2 separate regions of the Homo sapiens genome follow, and region 1 is linked to region 2. A link is a loop called in an ENCODE intact Hi-C map of the cell type or tissue named here. Cell type or tissue: B cell. All regions are shown on one strand.

What was found. Hi-C counts contacts between places; a loop is a spot of excess contacts. Peaks named below come from ENCODE experiments on the same cell type or tissue, not always from the same donor. Only the 100,000 strongest peaks of a DNase experiment are listed, where the experiment ranks them.
Region 1: a loop joins it to region 2, with 4 times the contacts of the local background. A loop is called at or near these places in 9 of 110 quality-filtered maps.

What each region holds. Positions count from the first base shown.
Region 1 is chr6:158,955,303-158,963,302 of GRCh38, reverse strand. It overlaps a transcript of RSPH3 not described here. Among named protein-coding and RNA genes, the nearest start is that of TAGAP-AS1, 41 kb to the left of the region's middle. In B cell, CTCF peaks have their summits at 4,147 and 4,350 (motif pointing right); a DNase peak (open chromatin) is centred at 4,362.
Region 2 is chr6:158,805,842-158,813,841 of GRCh38, reverse strand. The region is part of intron 2 of EZR (ezrin); the gene reads left to right. Among named protein-coding and RNA genes, the nearest start is that of EZR-AS1, 8.1 kb to the left of the region's middle. RefSeq lists an enhancer at 575-624. In B cell, no CTCF peak of the experiment used is centred here; DNase peaks (open chromatin) are centred at 4,751, 5,618 and 6,129; H3K4me3 peaks cover 6,481 bases; H3K27ac peaks cover 8,000 bases.

The sequences.
Region 1 (8,000 bases), 150 kb before region 2:
GAGAGGAAGGAGATAAATTATGAAAAAGAAAAAAGATCTCTCCTAATTTCACCACCAAAATTGAGTAAGAATTATCACTTATAACATTGCCTTTCAGTCTTTTTATGTATATGTTTGTAATTCCATAAAATTGGGATGATGAATATAATTTTATTTTCTGTTTTTATCATTAAATATATTTTGTGTTTTTCATATTATTCAGTATTCCTTACAGATAGTACCTAAAGTGCAATTATTGATTTAATGATGTCCTACTGCTGGTCATTGAAGCTTTCCTAATTTTTTACTCTTCTAAAATTATAAACAACATTTTCAATCATAAATGTGTCTTTAAATCTTTCCTTGGCAGATTCCTACAAGTGAGATTACTAGGTCAAATAATGAACATTTTTAGGCTCTTGATATATATTGATGATAAAAGAAAGATTGTACCAACTTTTTACACTCCCATCAATGTCAGTGGAATCTGAGTAAGTTGGATTTTACCTTCTTTAATAACACATCTTTTATGCTAAAAGATAAATAGTAGGAATTTTCACCTCACCTCCAGTAATGACAGAACAAGACCCAACTGGAGGAGTCCCAACAGAAAATATCTATAAACACTGGACATAATACCAAAGCAACTACATCAGTGAATTGGAGAGTGGACAGAGCAGACGAAATCGGGTGGAGGAGACAAGCTCAGAGAAAAAGAGGATGGGAGCTGTACAAATTCTCTGTTTTTATGGCTTCTGTTCTGGGGCTAAATATAGTCTACTTGGAGTGTGTGGTCTTGGAGGAGACACTAATTGAAAACAGCAGTCTTTTTGACCAGGGAAATTTAAAAAAAAAAAAAAAAAAAAAAAAAAAAACCGAGCTAGGGAATCATGGACACTGAAAAAAGTGGAAGAATCTTGGAAGCAAAAGAGCAAGAGAAGGTTTCAGCAAACATGTCTGCCCACATTTCCGAGTGACCCTTGAACCACGTATGTATGGACCAAATTCAAAGCAGCTCATCTAGAGAAAAAATATCTGAACTGAGACTGAAGCTGCCACCCCAAAAAATAGAGATTGCAACTCAAACACAGATGATTGCCTACTTAAACAAAAGAAATCATAATCATGAGAGAAAATTAACTGAATCCAGAATTTCTACAACTTAATATTGATAAGGTCCAGTATACAATAAGAAAAACTACCTATCATATAAAGAACCAAGAAAATGAAACATATTCTCAAAATCAACTGAGTCCGATGCCAAGATGTGCCAGATACTGGAATTAGCAGCCAATGATTTTTAAACAGCTATTAGAACTCTCCTCAATGAAGTAAAACAAAATATGCTTTCAATGAGTTGAAAAATATGAATTCTCAAGAGAGAGGTGATTAAAGAAAGAAATCATTTCTCAAGAGAGAAATGATTAATGAAAGAACCAAATGATATCTGATATACCCACCTGCTGTTCCCATCCCCTCCACCTCCACAACACACACAAACCATTTGCCTACCTAGCAAATTTCTCGTCCTTAAGTACTCAGCTTAGGAGTCCCCACTTTAAGAAGCCTTTCTCAGGGCTCCAGTGTCCTTGCAGCACACACCAGGCCTAAACTTACCAAGACAAGAACAATTGCAAGTGCAGTTTCCCATTGCCCCCCCACAGTTGGGTGGCTCACGTTGACTGAGAAGAGCTGGATATTAGACTCCAGGAAAAGGACTTCAGCCTTGTATTCTTACATAAACGTGATCAGCTACATGACAGGGGAAGTACCAGGCCTTCCCGTGGCATGGTCAGAGTCTAGGAGCCAAGTCTTATAATTTTAACTATGTAACCTGGTAGATCAGTAGTTTCCAACTCTGATCTGCCACTCAGCATTCTATCATGATTAACCTCACTGCCTTAGGTACTCAATTCTAGCTAGTATCTGTGGTGCATATTTCAGAACCCAGTGGTCCTATTCCATGGGAGGCCAGCTCCATCTCTGGAAGACCAATCTGCAGAGAACGAGTCCTAGTCAAGTTGAACCTAAATTCTCAGTTTACCCCCTAAATTCAAAAGGTGCCTCATTTTCTGTTCCATCAGCATCTCATACTGTTTCAGCCATGAGTACTAAGAGGCCAGTGACTGACATAGCTCTAAGAAGGCATTGCTAAACAGACCAGGGGTCATAGGAACTCTTATATTAAGCTCAATTCATCTAGTAGTTTTCCATATTTTTCTAACTCCTTGATTTGCAGATACCCAGGTTTATCATTCATCTCATAAGTTGCATTTTTGTTTACAAACAATGGTTGCCCAAATGACCAACAATTTAGTTTGCTTTTTTCATACAGCTAGTAATATTTTTGTGTTAACCTGACTCTTATGCCTTTCCCATGCGCTATGGTTTGAATGTTTGTTCCCTCAACTCATGTGGAAACTTAATCCCCAGTGTGGCAGTTTTGAGAGGCAGGACCTTTAAGAGGTGGTGGGTCATGAGAGCTCTGCCCTCATGTATGGGTTCATCCACACATGGATCAATGGATTAATGAGTTAAGTGATTAATGGGTTATCACAGGAGTGGCACTGGTGGCTTCATAAGAACAGCAAGAGAGACCTGAACTAGCACACTCAGACCGCTTGCCATGTGATGCCCTGCACCACCTTGGGACCCTGCAAAGGGTCCCCACCAGCAAGAAGGCCCTCACGATCTTTCTGGAAAGCAATTATCATCAATATATATAAACTTCTTTTCTTTATAAATTATCCAGTTTCAGGTATTCTGTTATAAGCAATAGAAAATGGACTAAGAAAATTGGTATCAGAAGTGGGGCTGTTGCTAATAATGAATACCTGAAAACGTGAAAGTAAGGGCAGAGGCCAGAAGCATTTGGAGGAGCAGGCCAAGGCCAGAAAAAGCCTTCAATTCATTCTGGTAAAGGCTTAGACGACAAGACGACTAAGGAAAGTTTGGAACTCACTAGAGATTGTTTAAGTGATCATGACCAGAATACTGACAGAAATTTGGACAATGAAGGCCATTCTGACAAGGTCTCAAATGGAACTCTCTTGGAACCTAGAGTAAAGGCTATCCTTTTTATAAATTAGAAAAAAAAAAAACCAACTTGGTTGAACTGTGTCCATGTCTGAGGGCTTTGTGGAAGAGCAAACTTGAAAGTGATGAACTAGGGTATCTGTGGAAGAAGTATCCAAGCAGAAAATCATTCAGGCTGCTACATGGCCACTTTTAATTGCTAACATTAAGCTGTGAGAGGGAAAAAAATGACTTGGAGACAGAATTTATAACCAAAAGAAAAGCAAAGCAGAAAGATTTGGAAAATTCTCAGCCTGGCCATATAAAGAGTGAAAAATGGCTGGGCACAGTGGTTCACGCCTGTAATCCCAGCACTTTGGCAGGCTGAGGCAGGCAGATCACTTGAGTCCAGGAGTTTGAGACCAGAATGCACAACATGGCAAAACCCCACCTCTACAAAAAATAAAAAAAATAGCTGGGTGTGGTGGTGCACAGCTACTGGTAGTCCCAGCTACTCAGGAGGCTGAGGTGGTAGGATCACCAGAGCCTAGGGGGCTGCAGTGAGCCATGATCACACCACTGCATTCCTGAGCAACAGAGTGAGACCCTTCCTCAAAAAAAGTGAAAAAGCATGTTTAGAAGAGGAAATCAAGGATGTAGCACGGCGACCTCTTGCCAAAGAGATTAGCACAGCTAGAAGGAAGCCAGGTGCTTCTCCTCAAAACAGTGAAAGAAAGACCGCAAAGCCATTTTAAAGACCTTTGAGGCTTCCCCGCTGTTACAGGCCCAGAGGCCTATGAGGGCAGGGATGAGCCCAAGACACCTTCCACAGACTCCCTCCCCAGGGCCACCTCAGGACCCTGCTAACCAGATTCTGGTGAGGTGCTTCTCAGCTGCCCCAGCTGTGGCTCAAGTAGTCCCAGGTGTGGATCAGCCCGCTGCTCAAGAAGATACAAGCTGTAGCCTTGATGGTGTCTCATGATGCTAATTCTGCAGGCTTGCAGAAAGCAATAGCTGCGGAGGATTGGCACCCTCTACCTAGATTTCAGAGGATGTGGCTGAAAGCCTAGAAGCCAGGTAGAGACATGTTCAGGGATGGCATCACTGCAGAGAGCCCTCACTAGAGTAATGCTAGCAGAAATGTGGAGTCAGAGCTGCTACAGGGAGTCCCCACCAGGGCTGCTAGTGGAGCCATGGGAGCGGGACCACCACCAGGACCCCAGGGCAGTGGAGTCCCCAGCAGCATGCAGCACCTGCATGGCAAAGCTTCAGGCGCTTTGCCACAGGGACTGCACCCAGCAAAGCCAGGGGGTGGGGGCAGCTGCCTGAAGCCTTAGGGCCCCAACCTCTGCCCCAGTGTGTACAGCAGGTGGCACATGGAGTCAAAAGAGACTATTCTCCAGCTTTAAGATTTGACGTCTTCTTTACTGGGTCTTGGGCTTGCTTGGGGCCTATTACTCCTCTCTTTTTGCCTATTTCTCTCTTTTGAAATAGGAATGTCTGTCTAATGCCTGTACCACCACTGTATCTTGGAAGAAGAGAGCTTGTTTTGGTTTCACAGGCTCACAAGTGAGGCTCTGGACTTTGAACTGGAATTTTGTGCTGGAATTAGTTCAGACTTTGGAACTATGGGAGTAGAATGAATGTGAGAAGGAAATGAGTTTTGGGGGATCAGGGGTGGAATGGTAGCATTCCCCTCTAAAACTCAATCCTCAATGTGGCAGTATTAAAAGGTGGGGGCTCTCTAAGGGGTGATTGGGTCATGAGGGCTCTGCCCTCATTAATAGATTAACCCGCGCAAGGATTCATGGGTTGATTGATTAATGGGATGTCACAAAAGTGGGACTGGTGGCTTTCTAAGCAGGGGAAAGAGAACTGAGCCAGCACATCATGTGATGCCCTGTCACCTCAGGATTCTGCACAGTTCCCACCAGGAAGAAGGCCCTCACCAGATGCAGCCCCTCAACTTTGAGCTTCTCAGCCTTCAGAGCTGTCAGAAATAAATTCCACTTTTGAATAAATCATCCAGTTTCAGGTCATCTGTTGTAAGTAACAGAAAACAGACTAAGACATCATGACGTTGGTTTTGCTTGAATTTCAGTATTGAGTCACTTGTTGTTATAAGATGGGTTAATAAGATACATTATTTCAGATACTATTATTAAAATTATGGCCAGACGCAGTGGCTCACACCTGTAATCCCAACACTTGGGGAGACTGTGGCAGGTGGATCACCTGAGGTCAGGAATTTGAGACCAACCTGGCCAACATGGTGAAACCCCATCTCTACTAAAATACAAAACTTAGCCAGGCGTGGTGGCATGCACCTGTAGTCCTAGCTACTCAAGAGGCTGAGGCAGGCCCATCACTTGAACCCCGGGAGGTGGAGGTTGCAGTGAGTCGAGATCACACCAGTGCACTCCAACCTGGCCGACAGAGTGAGACTTCATCTCAAATAATAACAATAATAAATAAATAAATAAATAAATAAATAAATAAAGTACCTAAAAATTTTTTTTCAGAGGTATTTTTATCAAGTAATTTCACTAGTGCCTCATTTTTAAACTGCTACTTGTTTTAGTTTTCTTTGTTCTCTGTAATACAGTCAGGTAGCTGGACTTTTTTTTTTTTTTTTTTTTGAGACAGTCTCACTCTGTCACCCAGCCTGGAGTGCAGTGGTGCAGTCTCAGCTCACTGCAACTTCCATCCCCCGAGTTCAAGCGATTCTCCTGCCTCAGCCTCCCAAGTAACTGGGATTACAGGCGCACGCCACCACAGCCAGCTAATTTTTGTATTTTTAGTAGAGACAGGGTTTTGCCATGTTGGCTGGCTGGTCTCAAACTCCTGACCTCAAGTGATCCACCCATCTCAGCCTCCCAAAGTGCTGGGATTACAGGCGTGAGCCACCGCGCCCAGCAGGATGTTTAAATGGGACTCCCTTCTCAGGGGAAGCCAAGGCCCTAGAGGCTGAGAACCATGCAGTAGCACCTGGTACTGCTACATCCTAAGAAAGGCACCAACTGCAAGGCCCTGCAGAGAGATAGCAGGCTGTGAGCACTAGGCCCCGCCCAGCATGACGCTGTAGACAGGGAGTGCAGGGAGACCAGGGGTGGCACTTGTTCTGGAGATACTGGTGTACCACACAGTGTCTAGGCGGGAAAGAAGCTTCAGGGGGAGAGCTCAGGAGTTCGACCTGTGTTCCTTGGAGCTGGAGTTAATCGCTACCGCAAAATGTAATATACCACCAAACAACAACTAGTGGATTCATACACCACGTAGTAAAAGACAAGCCACGGTAGCAGGAGCATTTGGACTCCCTCAGGTCAGTCTACAGGAGGACTGCTCAGCCTTCACCTCCCACACAACCAGCCTGCCATTGCTCATGTTTCCCACTAACATGAGCCTTTGGGCATCTCACAGGCAAAAGTGCCAGACATGGCATGGCTGCCTGGTGCACCAAGGGCCAGCAGCAGTACAGCATCAGATACTTCTCACACCAGCTCGAAGACCCAAAAGGACTTGCTGTCCCTGACCACTAATGTCAGGCACACTTCTTTTGATCAGTGCATGGCTTCAGAAGAACTACAGCCAGCTCCCTCATGGGTTCTTTGAGGAACCCTCAAAAGTTCTCTTTGAGAGGAAGAACCAAGATTTGATACCCACCATCTAGAGGACCTTGAGAGTAGATCACGGGTGCACCACTTCTGCAGATTCTTGCTCTCCCTGGGCCCAACACCTTCTAACAGAGGGGTCAGAAACAACAAGCACCTGCAACAAGTTGAGAGCAATTTGGAGAAAAGAGGAAAAGCCAGGCATCCCAGCGCCAGCCCTCTGCCACTCCACCACAGATCGTCCAATCTGAAGCTGGCTGGATGCGGGAGGGAGAGGTTTCCAACTGGTGGAGTGTCCAGAGTTTTGACTATTGCACTGTATTAGACTCGGTTATTTAACTAGAGGTTCTAGTACCTTAAACATGACCAGAAACAGGCAACAAAAGTAAAAATATACAAATTGGATTACATCAAAATTTAAGACTTCTGTGTACCAAAGTACACATTCAACAGAGTGAAAAGGCAACCTATGGAATAGAAGAAGATATTTGCCAGTCATATATCTGAAAAGGGGTTAATACCCAGAATACATAAAGAATTCCTACAACTCAACAATAACGACAAGAGCAAAATAACCCAAATTTAAAATGGACAAAAGAATTAAATAGACATTTCTCCAAAGATGATATACAGATGGCCAACAAGCATATGAAAAGATATGCAACATCACCAATCATTAGAAAAATGCAAATCAAAACTGCAATGAGATATCATCATATACCATTTAGGATGGCTACCACCCAAAACACAATACAAAATAAGTGTTCATGAGAACGCGGGACAGTTGGAACCCTTGTACACTGTCATTGGAATGCAAGATGGTGCAGCCCCTGTGGAAAATGGCATGATGGTTCCTCAAAAAATTCAAAGCAGAATTACCATATGATCCAACAATCTCATTTCCGGGTATATATCCAAAATAATTGAAAGCAAGATCTTGAAGAGATGGTTGTATACCCATGTTCATAGCAACACTATTCACAATTGCCAAGAGGTGGAAGCAACCCAGGTATCCATGCATGAATGAACGAATAAACAAAATATGGTATATGCACACCACGGAATATTATTCAGCCTTAAAAATGAAGGAAATTCTGACAAATGCTACAATATGGATAAAACTTGAAGGCATCATGTTAAGTGAAATAAGCCACTCACAAAAAAGATGACTACTATATGATACCACTTATATGAGATATCTGGAGTAGTCAAATTCATAGAGACAGAAAGTAGAACGGTGATTGCTGGGGCTGGAAGGGAGGAGAAACAGGAATTTGTTGCTTAATGTGTTTAGAGTTTCAGTTTTGCAAGATGAAAAAATTCTAGAGATTGGTGGCACAATAATATGAATATATTTAACACTACTGAATTGTACACTTAGAAATTGTTAAGACG
Region 2 (8,000 bases):
CTGAACTGCCTTTAAGTGGCTCCAACACATCTTACCTGTTCATTTCTGAAGTGTTATAGACATTTCTAATACAAAAGCAGGTTTACCTTTCATTAGGAAAACTCTGAAAGTGTGTTCACATTTCTACTGTGCCAAAATTTTAAGGTAATTTCTGAGATTACCTTGCCTCTTTGGGAATACATAACCTTTTCTATTAAATATTTTAACAGGGACAGTTTACTGAATGTACTCCCCCCTCACAATCCCCTCGCAATTGAGGAGGATGCGTAGCATCTGTTTCCACCCCTCCTCCTCCACGAGGGGCAGTGGTGAATTAGGTAGCTAACATTTTGCCATGTGGCAGTGAGAGGTGCTGGTAGGATGAGTGATTTGCCATGATCACGCTGTAAGGCACAATGAATGTATTTGGATGTTCACAGACACAGTCCCTGTCAGTGGATTTACAGTCTGGTTTCGGGGACAGACAGCAATCCCAGAGTAAATGTAAAACTGCAGCTTCAGAGAGTATGCCTGAAGAGGGGTACATGAGGCCTGAGAGTAGATGAAGTGTGTATGTGCTGGTGGGGGTGCAAATAGGGGAGGTCAGGAAGGCATCCTTGAGGACGTGACCTCCCTGGGCAGAGGTAACAACGTGTGCAAAGGCCCTGTGGTGGGAGGAAGTAGTGTGAGTTTGGGGTTTCACATGAAGCCCAATGTGGCTAGAGAGGAAGACAGGTCAGGCCATGCCTTGTAAGCCATTCTTGGGTGTTTTTTAGTTTAACTTGGGGTTTTGACTGGGAGGTGACATGATCAGATTTGCCTTTTGAAAAGTTGACTGTGATCTGTAATAGGAAAATCACAGGAGGCAGGAGACAGCAAGGGTAGTTATGGTAGACCATTGAGGGAGCTCATAGCTTGGACCAAGGTGGTGGTGGTGGGAACAGAAGTGGATGCATTTGAGAGTTCTTTGGGAGGTAGAATTGATAGTGCCTGGTGATGGGTTGGATATGCAGGGCCAAGGGTGGTGTCGAGGCTGACTTCTCGTTTCTGGCTTGCGCAAGTGGATGTGTGGTGGTGCCATCGCTGAGGTAAGTAATCCTGGAGAAGGACCAGGTGTGGGGGAAGGTGGGGAGTCTGGATTTGTTGTTACATGTTAATAAGTTTGTGACAATCGTTGATGAAAAAAGTCCTTGCCTTCTTTCATTACTACATCCACTGCCCCCCAAAATATTAAAGGACCAGACTCCTTAAACTACGTTATTTTTAAATCCAAATAATTCAGTAGCTTTTTGTTTTCCCTAGTATATGTACACACCGTACATACCTAAAGTTAAGAGGAAGGGTTAATTTAGTGCAGTGTTCTCAAAATTTTGTGTACACAATTGTCTGGAGACTGTTGATTCCTGGGTCCCTTGAAGAACTAATGACTTCCATCTCTAGGGTGAGGTGCAGGCTGGGTGCTTATGTTTTAAATAAGCTCTCCAGATGGTACTGCTGATTCAATAGGAAAAGGGCAGTTATTATATATTCCTTTCTCCTGCACCCCAATCAAGCCCAGTGTGATTTCAGAGCACCCATTTGGGTGAAAGCAGTCACTTGATGCCCAGCCGCCTTACAGTCCGGCTGAAATGCCAGGAGTGCTGTTATTGGTATTTGGGACTCGAATAGGGGCTAGGATGACTCTGTGAAAAAGAGCCATAAAAACAAGAATTTCATAGCTAATTTACTGCTTACCTATACTTGGGCAGGCCATTCAACATAATATTCTTCTGACTTGAGTTTCTCTCTGCAGGGAGTCCAGTAACAGCTTCATTTGGCAGTGCCCAGTGGTCTCTCACATTTTGGCTCTTTGTTTTCAAAGAGAAAAAAAGAGGCTAGACCTTCCCTATAAATGGTAGGGAAGTAAGAGATCCCATTCCTTGTTCCTCTTTTATTCCTTCCACACTGGCCTCTTTTGTTAATGAAATAATGTGAATTTTTTTTTTTTGGAAACAGGGTCTCACTCTGTCACCCAGGCTGGAGTGCAGTGGCACAGTCACAGCTCACTGCAGCCTCAGTGCCCCGGCCCCCACCCTTGGCTCAAGTGATCTTCCCACCTCAGCCTCCTGGGTAACTGGGACCACAGGCACACACTACCACACCCAGCTAATTTTTTATTTTTTTGTGAAACAAGATCTCACTGTGTGGCCCAGGCGGCTAGTCTCAAATTCCTGAGCTCAAGCTATCCTCCTACCTTGGCCTTCCAAAATGTTGAGATTATAGGTGTGAGCCACCATGCCTGGCTGATAATGTGATTTCTAACAAATGTTGAATAATTATAGTTTGGGAAAGGAAAACAGTATCATTTAGTGAACTATAATTTTTTTCTTAATTTTTTTAACTTAAACTTTTATATCTCTTTGACAATTTGGAGATTCTTAGGGTGGTTTGATATACCTGCTTTCTAATGGTAGTTAGATGTTTCAGCTCTATTCTGAAGCAGTGAAATTCAGTCTGCTTTCTAATGGTAGTTAGATGTTTCAGCTCTATTCTGAAGCAGTGAAATTCAGTCTGCTTTCAAAGTCAGTGAATGCATTTTGAATTATCCCTTATTTCATTTCAGTAGTAACTACCTTGAGACTCCCCAAGTACTCCAATTAGTTTTTAATTTCAGCAGTAAATGTGTGTTGAAAAGACCAAAGTTTGCATTATTTTCCTTCTGATGTATTTACCATCCATGCCTGTTGACATAAAAAGATTTTTCCAGACTTGGGTAGTTTTCAGAACCAAACAAAACCCTTGTGCTATAATGTGACTTAGAGACTTTTGACTGAAATGCTTGATATAGTTAATACACATAATTTTTTTCAAAATGAAACCACAAAGAGCTATAAAGAGAATTTCATAGCTAATTTACTGCTTACCTGTATTTGGGGAAGCCATTTAGCATCTGTGAACCTAAATTTCGTCAGCCGTAAAATGGGAGTTAGTTTTTAAGTGGAAAGAATGTTACATAAGATAAACGGAGACAAAGTTTTTATCAGTGAAATCCAAACAACTCATCTTAAGATGCTGTAAGCTTTATGTGTTTCTTTTGTGTTTCCCTACCCCGCAAATGTTTTTCAAACTTAACCCTGTTAGGTAAAAACTCTGGGTTCCTATAAACGGGTAAAGTTTGTCCATTGGTCTTCTCAAGGAAAAAGCAATATGAACAGTTTGGGTTATCTTAGTAAAAGGGAGGACTCTGATTTTGTCTCATGTCCATCCTCTCTCTGTGTGTTCTAGTCGGAATTCCCTTATCAGTCACATGGGTACCACCTTCATGTTTTGAAGCGCTATTATATCCCATTATGTGCTTGGTGCAGGGACAATAAAAATAAGATTGGTTTTGCCTTTAAGGAGTTCTCAGTCTCCTAGTGAAAGCAGATATGTAAGCAATTACAATGCAGTGTAGTGCATGATAGAGGTCTTCACAGAAGAGAAGTGTGCCCTGGAGACCAGGGAGGGCCTCCCGGCTGGTAAGATCCTTTGGGTAAGTGTGGAGGGATGTGGGCTTCCCAGTCAGCAGTGGTCAGTTCTGTTTTCCTTTATTCATTAACCCGTTCTTAACACTTACAGGCAAACAGTAATGCTGTTTCAAAGGAAATGTAAAACTTCATTAAGTTATCCTTTTAATCTAATATACTTGAAAACAAAACCTTAAAAGCAAAATAAAAAATATCTCACCATGACCCACCTTTTATTGATAGGAGAGGAACCAGTATCACCTGAGGATCAAACTCTAGTAGTCAGTATATCAGATTTTGCTCATATTTTTAAGTTAGAAGTCACTTCTGCAACCTAATTTTGTTTTCCATTTTTGCCTGAGAGATCAATTTTAAACTGCCTGTGTGGACAGTTGTCATTTCAGATACTGTAAATAATTGTTTTTACTTTAGGATGGGGTAGGTAAACTATCATCTTAGGGCCGAGTCTGGCTGTGGCCTGTTTTTATTTGGTCTCCCAGCTAAAAATGGTTTTTATATTTTTGAAGGATTTTAAAAACAACAATATGCAACGGACTCCAAGTAAGACCCTCAAAGCCTAAAATACTTACTGGCTGGCTCTTTAGAGAAACAAATGGACCAACTCCTGCTTCTAGCATAAAAATAATTATTGTTAAGCATTTATTCTAACCTTGTATATATTTTATGGCTGGACTAATATTTGGAAGCAGATCCACCCCATTGGTTCCAGTTTTTAAAAAATTGTTCTCAAAGAACAGAATGTGTTTTGTTAGCCAATGTTGAGCACATCATGGACTCTGAGCATGGACTCAGAAACTACTGAGGAGAGGCATCGTGGTGCTGAGGTAATGTTTTAAACAAAGCTGGTGTTTGGGTGGGTCTTTGTGTAGAGAAAGTGGCAGTATCTTGTGTCACACTTGCTAAGCTATTGTGTAATGACAGATTTCTGGCATATGCTAAAAGAAAGCAATTTGTACCTGATGTTTGAGTTGGAAAGAGAATGTTATGTAAATGAATTGCTTTTTTCCTCATTGATAGTTTAAAATGAGCTTTTGATCTACTATAGTCTGTATGTGAATTTCTGACTGCAGATGTTTTGTAAGTCCATTCCTGATTCAGAACACCCTGTCTAAAGTACAGCTCCATCTCTGTGCCGTGCCCCACTTTACTGCACTCATAGAACTCGGTCTCCACCTATAACGCTGTCAGGTGCTTGTTTATTTGTGCTTTTTGTCTTTTCTGGCAGCAAAGCAAGAGGATAGGTGTTGTTTTTGTGTTTTTGAGATGCGGTCTTGCTCTGTTGCTCAAGCACGAGTGCAGTGGTACAATCATAGCTCACCACAGCCTTGAACTCCTGGGGGACCGCAGGCGCTCACTACCACACCTGACTAATCTTTTTATTTTTATTTCTATAGAGATGAAGTTTCACACTGTTTTGTGCAGGCTGGTCTCAAACACCTGGCCTCAAGCCATCCTCCTGCCTCAGTCTCTCAAAGTGTTGGCATTATAGCCATGAGCCACTATGCCTGGCCCAAGTTTGTTTGTTTGTTGTTTAGCATTATTATTTTATAGCAAACTTTAAATTCTTGTTTATTGGCAGGATAAATAGAGGGAAGAAGGACGAGCAAATAGGTAAACATACCTGCCTCCTAGTGGGTAATCTTGGGCAAGTTTTTTCACCTCCCTCTGCCTCCTCATCTGTAAACAAGATCCTGCGTGCCCGCCTGGGATGCCTGCTAAGATGGCACATGGGAAGCACCTGGCCTTATGCCTGGCCCTGGTCAGTAAGGGCTGTGCGGTTCCACTTGTACCTGATAAAATTCTAATCTGATTAAAAGCTTTACTAGCTCGTGATGGTCATTCTTTTCCTCTAACTTAGCAGCCCGATGAAATAATGTAGTAAGTAAATGTAACCTTGTTGTTTGTCCTTTTGCTGCCACGATGAACACAGCTGTCTTGCTAGACCTCTGTTGACTTCAACAGGGATAGCATCAGGTTTATTGGAAATTTACATATGGGACAGTCCAGTGGTGGTGGGTTGGACAGAACAGCAACTGCTTCCCGAAAGCTTGGAAAAAGCATGCAGTTTACACAGCATTCTTACTTAACATACTCCCCCTAACAGCCTCCACCTGGCAGCCTTAAAGTGCTTGTGGGCTGGGGGTTCAGATGTTCCCCATAGATAAGGAATTGATTTCAGGGTTGGCCACTAGGATTCCTTAGCTCGGAACTCCACACACGCATTCTTCTTAAGTTATTGATGTTAGGTACACCTGTACAACCACCCTGCATAAAGTTCATTCATTCAACAAATAGAGCACCTACTTTGTGCCAGGTTTTCAGGTACTGGGGAGACATTGGTGAACAAAAAGAGGCTTTTAAAGGATTATCACCTGCTTGGTTGACAGTCACATCCAGTGAATGGTGGAACCCATTTCCTGCTAATGTGTATTTGAGCCTGAAATGCACATTGTCCCACCTTTCCTCAATGGCAAAATGCTCTGGAAAGGAGATGCTGGTCTGACTAAATAAAATGGGCTTTCTGTTTGGAGTTGTAAAGGGAGCCGTGCCTTCCTCAGCCCCTCCTGAAAGAAAGACCTGCTTTCAAGAAGCTTATATTGCAGGGGGAAAGACACATGTCTAATACATCGTCAGGGGGTGGTGAGCGTGCTACTGTAAATTTTCACCTAGGCTTTGGCAAGAGCTAGAATTAACTTTCATTCTTTACTGACTCTTTGAAGCGTTAAAACCACTGGGCAGAGTGACTTAGGAGTGGGCCCACTGTGATGTGTTTTTGTTGGTTTTCTGGTAAATCACTTTTGGGTTGGACAGTGAACCATGATGGTCTTTCTTCAAGAACTTGTTTTTGCAAGGGTTTGGTGATAAGTCCATCATTTCCAAACCCACTTACTCTTCCATCCTTTCTCAGGTGCTGTGGTTCAGGGAAATGATTGTTTTGATAGTATTTTACCTATTGCACCATTACTTCATCTGTAAATTTCTTATAAAATATGTCTTGGGATCCAGCCTTGTCTTTTTTGTTTGTTTTTTTTTTTTTTTTTTGAGACGGAGTCTCTGTCTGTCGCCCAGGCTGGAGTGCAGTGGTGTGATCTGGACTCACCGCAAGCTCCACCTCCCGGGTTCACGCCATTCTCCTGCCTCAGCCTCCCGAGTAGCTGGGACTACAGGCGCCAGCCATCACACTCGGCTAATTTTTTTTGTATTTTTTAGTAGAGACGGGGTTTCACCATGTTAGCCAGGACAGTCTTGATCTCCTGACCTCATGATCCGCCCGCCTCAGCCTCCCAAAGTGCTGGGATTACAGGCGTGAGCCACTGCGCCTGGCCTGTTATGTTTTTAAAGAGAAAATTGAACCACAGGTCACTTGGTTAAAGCTTAGCACATAAATATGAGATTGGAATCACTTTATTTGTAAACATATATGTAGTGTATATTGGTACAGTATTTTCATTAAGGTGTGTTTCATTGCCTCAGTTAAATAATTAAGGGTGTTGGCTGCTGGGATGTTGAAGTATTTGCTTACATAATCCATTGCTGTTTGGGTGAGACTCTTAAATGGATTTAGACAGATAATGGTGAGAAAACTGGATTTTTTATTTAGAACGTGGCTGAACAAGGCAATGTGGAAATAGTGTGATAACAAGGTGCATTATATAACTTGAACAAATCAACTGCAAAAAGACATTTTCAAAGAAATGGAGGAAAATTGAATAATATTTACTGAACTTGACGTATTAAGGAATTGTTTTAAATTATGTTGGATGTGATAATGGTATTGTGATTTTTTTTTTTAGTGCTTTAGAGCAATATACTGAAGTTTTTACAAGTGAAATAATGAATGAGGGCCTTAAAATATGCCAGCAAAAAAAAAAAAAAGTGAAAGTGGTAGAGTAGAAGAAAGAATGGTGTTGAAGCTGAAAAGAGAGTGTGGAGGATCATGGTACTACTTATTCTCTCTACTTTTATGAATGTTTTCAACTTTCCATAATAGAATATTTGCTTTTAAAAAGCATGTTATAGGGTAGAAAGGGAGAGATGCTTTACTTTTGCTCGTCATGAAGTGCCTGAGTGTTGAGGTGGGAGGATCTCAGGGCGAGGGCAGGTCCCCCATTCCCTGCTGCTGGGGCAACCTTTGTGCTCTGGATCAAATGAGTAACTGATTTGATCTCATCAAATGGCCCCACCCGGGCCATCTCACCCTCCATGCACATGTTTTAAAAGGAGGTCACTACTCAAAATTGCAGCTGACTTGGAAACACATAGAACGATTTGTTCCCAGTTTTTTCCACTATTACTTTGTATTCCCAATGTTTTGGGGGGCCCATAGGAATGGGGCACAGTGCTGTGACCCAACTGGGAACAGGTCATTGTCTTAATAGCGATTTTCTCAGACTTGAAAATTGAAATGAACAAAATAAGGGGCATCTACTGGGTAGGGCTTTAGCCATTTTAAGAGATCAATCTACATACTGGGGCTGTGGGCAGGGATGGGGGAAGGAAATACAGCAAACCATG